Linked DNA regions of Homo sapiens: region 1 is linked to region 2. Evidence: chromatin contacts called from ENCODE Hi-C data. All regions are on one chromosome and are shown on one strand. Each heading gives the region's core, a stretch centred on a gene start or an enhancer-like site at or near the end of the contact. The rest is flanking DNA. Distances are from core to core; before and after follow the strand shown.

The links. Hi-C counts contacts between places; a loop is a spot of excess contacts on that map. Pooled maps may share reads with other maps.
Region 1: a pooled map shows a loop between it and region 2 (4-fold over the local background). The contact joins the promoter of FOXD3-AS1 here to the promoter of ROR1 in region 2. A Hi-C loop is called at or near these places in 3 of 37 single-sample maps with no recorded cell type and 7 of 50 pooled maps.

What each region holds. Positions count from the first base shown.
Region 1 is chr1:63,322,529-63,326,883 of GRCh38, forward strand. FOXD3-AS1 (FOXD3 antisense RNA 1) reads right to left here and starts at 1,913. Exons shown (of 3, transcript NR_121637.1): 1 at 1,827-1,913. FOXD3 (forkhead box D3) reads left to right here and starts at 39. Exons shown (of 1, transcript NM_012183.3): 1 at 39-2,600. The coding sequence starts at 531. The coding sequence ends at 1,967. RefSeq lists a silencer at 77-156 and enhancers at 480-1,169, 4,086-4,355.
Region 2 is chr1:63,772,652-63,776,816 of GRCh38, forward strand. ROR1 (receptor tyrosine kinase like orphan receptor 1) reads left to right here and starts at 1,366. Exons shown (of 9, transcript NM_005012.4): 1 at 1,366-1,857. The coding sequence starts at 1,767. RefSeq lists silencers at 1,433-1,482, 2,267-2,561 and an enhancer at 2,427-2,990.

The DNA.
Region 1 (4,355 bases), core at 663-3,162, 450 kb before region 2:
GCTGGATCTTTAAGTAGAAAGTAATCTATCAGGCCAGTCCTTAAAACGGGACTTTCGACTACCGGGGCTTCGGCGTCCCTGACACCCAGCCCCCTGCCCCCCCGCTACTGTCCCTGCCCGCGCCCTCCCGAGCTGCTCGGCGCCCGGCGTCCCGCGCCCGCCTGGACCGCTCCTGCGCCCCACGCCAGGGCCAGAGGCCGAGGAAGGCGGGCTAAGTGAGGGGGCGCGGCGTGGAGAACCGCCGGGGCCGGGAGCGGTAGCGAGCGCCTAGTACCGAGCGCCAGGGACGGCAGGAGTTCGCGGAGCGCGGCCGCTGGGGGCGGACGGCAGAGCCCGCGCCACGCGATGCGGGGCCGCCGAGTGTGAGCTGAGCCCAGCGGGCCCCAAGCCACCTGCGGCCCCCTCCCCTCTCCCTGCCCCCCATCTTTCGGGGGCACTCAAACCCTCTTCCCCTGAGCTCCGTGGCAGCCCCCGAACACCCTCATCGCCCGCTGCCCCCTCCCCGCCGCCGCTACCAACCCCGAGGAGGGATGACCCTCTCCGGCGGCGGCAGCGCCAGCGACATGTCCGGCCAGACGGTGCTGACGGCCGAGGACGTGGACATCGATGTGGTGGGCGAGGGCGACGACGGGCTGGAAGAGAAGGACAGCGACGCAGGTTGCGATAGCCCCGCGGGGCCGCCGGAGCTGCGCCTGGACGAGGCGGACGAGGTGCCCCCGGCGGCACCCCATCACGGACAGCCTCAGCCGCCCCACCAGCAGCCCCTGACATTGCCCAAGGAGGCGGCCGGAGCCGGGGCCGGACCGGGGGGCGACGTGGGCGCGCCGGAGGCGGACGGCTGCAAGGGCGGTGTTGGCGGCGAGGAGGGCGGCGCGAGCGGCGGCGGGCCTGGCGCGGGCAGCGGTTCGGCGGGAGGCCTGGCCCCGAGCAAGCCCAAGAACAGCCTAGTGAAGCCGCCTTACTCGTACATCGCGCTCATCACCATGGCCATCCTGCAGAGCCCGCAGAAGAAGCTGACCCTGAGCGGCATCTGCGAGTTCATCAGCAACCGCTTCCCCTACTACAGGGAGAAGTTCCCCGCCTGGCAGAACAGCATCCGCCACAACCTCTCACTCAACGACTGCTTCGTCAAGATCCCCCGCGAGCCGGGCAACCCGGGCAAGGGCAACTACTGGACCCTGGACCCGCAGTCCGAGGACATGTTCGACAACGGCAGCTTCCTGCGGCGCCGGAAACGCTTCAAGCGCCACCAGCAGGAGCACCTGCGCGAGCAGACGGCGCTCATGATGCAGAGCTTCGGCGCTTACAGCCTGGCGGCGGCGGCCGGCGCCGCGGGACCCTACGGCCGCCCCTACGGCCTGCACCCTGCGGCGGCGGCCGGTGCCTATTCGCACCCGGCAGCGGCGGCGGCCGCGGCTGCTGCGGCGGCGCTCCAGTACCCGTACGCGCTGCCGCCGGTGGCACCGGTGCTGCCTCCCGCTGTGCCGCTGCTGCCCTCGGGCGAGCTGGGCCGCAAAGCGGCCGCCTTCGGCTCACAGCTCGGCCCGGGCCTGCAGCTGCAGCTCAATAGCCTGGGCGCCGCCGCGGCCGCTGCGGGCACAGCGGGCGCCGCGGGCACCACCGCGTCGCTCATCAAGTCCGAGCCAAGCGCGCGGCCGTCGTTCAGCATCGAGAACATCATAGGTGGGGGCCCCGCGGCTCCTGGGGGCTCGGCGGTGGGCGCTGGGGTCGCCGGCGGCACTGGGGGTTCAGGGGGCGGCAGCACGGCGCAGTCGTTTCTGCGGCCACCCGGGACCGTGCAGTCGGCAGCGCTCATGGCCACCCACCAACCGCTGTCGCTGAGCCGGACGACTGCCACCATCGCGCCCATTCTTAGCGTGCCACTCTCCGGACAGTTTCTGCAGCCCGCAGCCTCGGCCGCCGCCGCTGCTGCGGCCGCCGCTCAAGCCAAATGGCCGGCGCAATAGGGACGCGCCAATGGCCGGGACCCAGGGTCCGGCGGCGGCCTCGAGCAACAAATGCACCTCCAGGCTGCGCGCCCTGTCCCAAGCCCGGTCCCGGTCCCGCTGCCCAATCCTGGACTCTGCCTCTCCCCAATTTCCTTTCCCCTGAGCCCCCAACGCCTACCTTCCGCGGCCTCCATCCCCTCGCGCACACCTAAGCTGGTCGAGCAAACTCACCGCGCGCCCGCCGGGGATAGCTTTCCATACAGGTAAAACCGAAAACCGAATTTTCCAAAAATGCACCCCGACGGCGCCTGCTCTTAGTACCGTGGGGATGGGAGGGAAATTCTTTGTATATATTTGTAAAAAAATTATTGACTTTCCTTTTGGGGTTTTTATTTTTTTAAGAAAAAACAAATTCCGTAGATTTAGAGCTCTGAACTTTCATTTTTTTTGAAGGTTCACTCTCCGAAGTTTTATCTGAGAAAAGAATGTATAGAGACGTTGGGAGATTTTAAATATAAAAAATTTTCAAAAAGGCAAAAAGTGTCATTCTATTATAAAAGTCTGTTTATATATGAATGAATATATATGGTATTCTAAATGTTATTCCATCGTGTTGTACACAACTTTGTAAATAAATTTTTAAAATGCCCAGCCTAGTGTTTTATTTAGTTGTCTGAAGTAAATGGCAAGATTTTTAAATGGTATTTATTTGCCTTTTCTCCTCCCCAGAAAATCAAGGAATTTCAAGTAATGGCCTTTTCAAACTTTTTAAATTCATAATTTGAGTGTAAGAAAATTTTAATTGGAGAAAGGAAATAGTATGCCTAATTTAAATTGTGTTACTATTTTTCTTTTAGTTTTCACATAAAATCAGGATGTGAGTGATATCATTCATATCAACCCATTAAATCTAAATGACCAGACATTTCTGTAGATAAAGTAAGCTGTCATTTAAAAAAAGAAACCGAAACAACAGCAGTCTTTAAATTTTTTTAAAAAATGACTAGACTTGTATCTTCCACAATGAAAACTTCCCAAATGAGAGAGTTCTTGGTCATTTCAATTATCCTTTGAAAAGTAAGTAAATTCCAAACATCCCTCTTTTTAACATTTAAATCTTAGATTTTTGAAATTATTTCTTTTCATTCCTTAAGTGGAAGTGGTAAATAGACCCAGCTGGTTTTAAAATTTATGTTAAGGCACTTTACATTTTGCAGTGGGATTTTATTTATGTTCATCTGATAGATAATACATAGTTTTGTTTTCATAATATTTTCAAATAAGATATCTCATTTATATGGCAATAATCAATCCACAACATAATTGGATTTCTGAAGGGGTCCTATAGATGCTTCCTCTCCCTCCAACCCAAAGCCTTTCTGAAGGCCAAGGAATGGTGGCCTTAATACCCTTTTAAAAACAGCTGAACATCACCTCTCTCCCCTTTTTTTTCTTTACCTTAGGCTAGGTTAGTGTGAAATGCGACATCATAGGGCAGGAATGGGGAAGGTCCTTGTAGATTATTTTTAATTTGCATTTCAGCTGTTAAAAACTTTTAAAAGAAAGTATGAAGGTAGAAATGAAACATCTTGATGTGGAAGGCTGGTTCTCACCACCATCAGCATATCCTCAAAAGGCATCAATTCTAATTATTTTGTAATTAATTTAGCTGTTACAATTACTTGTGCGAAATCGCTTTTAAAAACTGGAGCGAGTAGCAGTGCTGTCGGCTCGGCCCTGCGCGCGTCCTTTTGGTTAATCCCGGCCAGTCCCCGGTGTTGTCGTCCACTTTGCCTCCCTGGTGGTGGAGATGCCTCCCCGTCTCGGATCCCACCTCATTTCTCCGCTGTCGACGTGGGCTGGGGGTCGCTTTGAAAGACACTTCCTTGCAAATACCCAATCTGTTTTCCTGGTAAACGGTAAACATTATTGTGTCTTGAGTAAACATTCCTTCGGGATCAGGGTCCTAAAATAAAACAAGCTGCCGGGGGTGAGATAGTTTAACTTGATAAACAAGAACCTGATAACCACCGCCGAGAGAGGAGCAATGGTAACCTTCACCGAGAGGAGATTATGGACCACACGGTCTCCGGGCGGGTCCCTTCTAATCTCCTTTTACAAGGAAAACTAAACGGATCTAATTTTGTTTGTGTGTTGCAGCTATAAAAGTAACAAGTTGTTTCACAGTTGTGTCTGGCTAATCGGTTTTTACACAAACAGCAAATGGTACATGATTTGTGCAAACACATAGAGAGGTTATTTCTAAATTTAGCTGACAGCCCCTGGGAAAAGGGAAAGGCAGGGCTTCTTGAATTCACTTTTAGCCTCAAGAAGCTGCTGATCCAAGGCTTCTAAATGACATTGGATAACAGGGGCCTCATTCCATCCCTGATCCTTTGTTACTTA
Region 2 (4,165 bases), core at 116-2,615:
GTTAGAGGCCAGCAAGATACCTAGATGATTGAGACAGAGTCCTCGCCCTCCATGAAGTGACTGTTCATTTTAAAACCCTAAAGCTGGGTTCTTAGAGGCTACTGCAACAGCAACAACTCCCGAGTGAGTGCTTATCATGTGCCAGGCTCTGGTTACAGGCTTTAACTCTCTCAGTGGAAACAGCCTGAGTGCTGGCTTGGCTACCCCATGTCTGTGAGACTGTGGGCAAGTCATTTACTTTCCCTTTGAGTTTCAATTTCTAAAACTGTAATATGGGGATAATATATGTAAAACAGCTAAGAAGTATATACTTTTAATGACTCTTTTTAGTGTCAATGGAGGATTTGTGAGCAAATGCATATAAAACACAAGGCAAACAGGAGGTATTTAGTAAGTGGCCACGTGATTATTGAGAGACTATGGGCTTCTTCCTGTTCCTCCAGAGCAAGACTGACAGGTGTCCTATTACCCTTGCATCTTCAGAGCCTAGAGCACAGCCCTGAAAACAGCAGGCGCTCACCACTTTTTATGATCAAAGGCAGTCTCTACAGGGAAAGTCAAATCATTATGGGTATTTATGAATTACAAAATCCATAAAGTTAAACCAGGAGAAATGGACAAAAACACACTCATTGTAGAGGTCTTTAATGATCCCTTGGCTCATGGCAGAGCAGCTAGACAAAAAACAAACAAACAAACAAACATGCAAAGATTCAGAAGGCCTGAAAAAATAATGAATACAAAGAAGATAAATCGATACAGTATTCTATCTTCACATTCGGAAGACAAAAACACCTTTCAAAAAACCATGGGACATTGGCAAAAATAACCACAGATAATCCTCAATAAATCTTGCCAGGAGGCAGTACAGATGACATTGAATTCAGTGAGACTACAAATTAAAGACAAAAAGGCGAAGTATAAATTACTTGTGTAAGAACTCTCTCAACTCTTGGGTCCAAGAAGAAAGCAAAAGGGAAATTGTATGATAGCAATAAATGTGCCATTACCCAGAGTCACACAGCTAACAGTGACACAGCTGAGGCTGCTAGAACCTGGGTCTACTGTCGTCCAGCCACGAACTGGCTTGAGATCCCGGATAAGTCTCTCTGAGCCTCGGTTTCCCCTTCTGTCAAGTAGCCTCGAAGGTCCCCGGCGCTCGGTTCGGTGGCGAGTTTGAGGAGTGTGGGGGAGGGGAGGGGAGGGAGCGTGCCCGAGACGCGGGAGCCGCGACCGCTTTCTGCGAAGTCGGGGAGGGTGCGGGCGTTGAGAGGCTGCAGCAGAGGGCGCTGGGTCGCCAGCCTGGGCCGCGTCTCCCATTGGTCGGGGCTGGGGCGCTGGGCTGGAGAGTTGGTGGAAAGTGACAAGTTGAGCGAGAGAGGGAGCGTGGAGAGCTGGAGCAGCCGCCACCGCCGCCGCCGAGGGAGCCCCGGGACGGCAGCCCCTGGGCGCAGGGTGCGCTGTTCTCGGAGTCCGACCCAGGGCGACTCACGCCCACTGGTGCGACCCGGACAGCCTGGGACTGACCCGCCGGCCCAGGCGAGGCTGCAGCCAGAGGGCTGGGAAGGGATCGCGCTCGCGGCATCCAGAGGCGGCCAGGCGGAGGCGAGGGAGCAGGTTAGAGGGACAAAGAGCTTTGCAGACGTCCCCGGCGTCCTGCGAGCGCCAGCGGCCGGGACGAGGCGGCCGGGAGCCCGGGAAGAGCCCGTGGATGTTCTGCGCGCGGCCTGGGAGCCGCCGCCGCCGCCGCCTCAGCGAGAGGAGGAATGCACCGGCCGCGCCGCCGCGGGACGCGCCCGCCGCTCCTGGCGCTGCTGGCCGCGCTGCTGCTGGCCGCACGCGGGGCTGCTGCCCAAGGTAAGAGGCGCCCGCCGGCCCCCGCCCGCCCAGACCCCCTGACCCGTGGCCACCCTTCCGCCGTCCAGCCGGGCGCGGGACACGCAGGAAGCGCCGCGCTGGCTCCGGGGCGCGTCCGGCCACCCGCCACGGGGCTCGCCGGCGCCGCCAGGCCAGGGTTTGCCCCGGAGCCCCGCCAGGCCAGGGTTTGCCCCGGAGCCCCGCGGCGGGCCGGGGCGCGCCCAGGGACTCGTTCCTCGGTGCGCAGCAGCGATTGTCAGCGCTGACAGGAAGCGTGGAGGGGTTTGAGGGTCCTGGGGGTGATCGGGGCACTTCTGTGCAGGGCGTCCCCCCTTGTCTCCCTGGACCTCTAGCGCGCCCCAGCCGGTGTTCAGGCAAGTCTATCCTGCCCCCAAGTTGCGAGCCGGCCCGGAAGGCGCGGTCCAGGAGGGAGTTTGGATTTTCAGTGGTGCTCGCCAGAGCCCAGGCGGCTCGCGGATCGACGCAAACAAAAGCCCTGTCCTCCTGGGGCTCCGGCGGCCTCGCATCGCCACCGCCCCCGGCCCTCCGGCCCTCCCGAGAGTCATCATAGAGGCCAAAACTTGTGCGCCGCTGCAGCCGCTGCCACTTTGTGCAAAATGTGCTGTCAGAGGCGGCCTGCGGCTCCAAAGTGCTTTGGGTGTGCACGCGCGCGCGCGCGCGTGTGTGTGTGCGTGTTACAAACAAGAGGGGGAAAAGCCATCTAATGCATATTTGATTTTGGTAATCTCTAAAGACAATCGCAACAGTTAGAGAAAGACTTCACCGCAAGCCGGAGCGTCTTAGTTCGCTGCGGGAAGCTGGGGTCCTTGCTGCGTCTGAGCCGGTACACAATGAGAGGGAAGAGCCCGGCTGAGCCTGTGGAGACAACCGATTCATTCTTTGGAGGTTGGAGGGGGAAAGTTGATTAAAGTCTCCGGGGTCTCGGGCCTCACTTTTAACATGCATCCCTTGAGGGGGTGAGGAGCCTTTGGATTCTGCCCTCCCCCACTCCCAGCCCTAAACCTGAGCGGATAAATAGATCTCTGCTCTTTTATCATGCATCTTTCATTTTTAAGTTAGCACTGTGTTTAGGAAAAGAAAAAGTTCTGCGCTACTTAGCAGTTGAGAGGAAAAAGATGTATTCACTACATAGACTACGAATGCAGAATTAGTTTTTACTAAAAGTTAGCTGACTTTCTTGGTAGAAAACACACTCTGGAAGGAAGTTGTGTGAAATTTTGATTTCTTAGAGATGGTTTTTGGAAGCTAGAGTAGCATTTTCTGAGGATGATTTCTGAAACGGATCCTATAATGTGGTCGTGCTAATCTGAAAGCTCCTGGGGGTAAATAGAGCTCCTAATTGTAATTAAGATGTGCATCAGCAGGGAGTGCACCTTCCTGATGAAAAATCCTAATGAAATGTAAACAGCTTGGTCACATAGATGTTTTGCTTGGTGATGCCAAACATCTGGCCTTGCGCCACAACACCTGGGTGAAAAGTAAAAATGGGCCATGCTGCCTAAGTAATGTAAACATCCTTCTCAAGTTGGGTTGCCCAGCAAATTGAGGTGGAGATAAGCAGGGTGATTTTAACTAAGGTGGGACTCCTGGCTTGGGGCTTTGGTTAATTCAGTTATTTCCCCTGTGGACTCCTTTACTTTGTACTTCACCTTTCAACAATAGTTGCTTTTAGATCATAGCCCCTTGTGGGGGTGGGGGTCACTTACCTTTAAATACATGTCCCTGCATTGATTTTGCTCACTGTAAACACCCTTCTTATCAGCAGCCACCCCAATTCTGTCTCCTTTAACTGTTTACAGCCTTTTAGAGTTGTTTAAAAAAGGTATTGCCTATTCCATTGTAGCAGGAGGAGCCACAGACAAAACTCCTCAGACACCCAGTGAGCAATTCCTGTCCCTTTTAAGGGCTCACAACTCTAAGGGGGTCCACGTGAGAGGGTCATGATGGGTACATGACTGGGGGCTGCATGCACTGGTAATCAGAACGAAACAGAACAGGATAGGGATTTTTACACTGTCTTTCCATACAATGTCTGGAATCTATAGATAACATAACCAGTTATGTCAGGGGTCGATCTTTAAGTACCAGGCTTAGGTCAGGCAGGCCCAGGCCTGGTTTCGGGTCTGGTTCCTTGGTTTCAGGTCTGGTTCCTAGGTGCCGGGCTACCTGCCTTTAATTTCGCTTCTCTTTCCTTTTCTGAGTATAAAACAATATAAAACAATATGAGAGGGTCTGTCTCTCTTCTCTCACCATACTCTTTAGTAATGAGCTCAAATCTGTTATTATT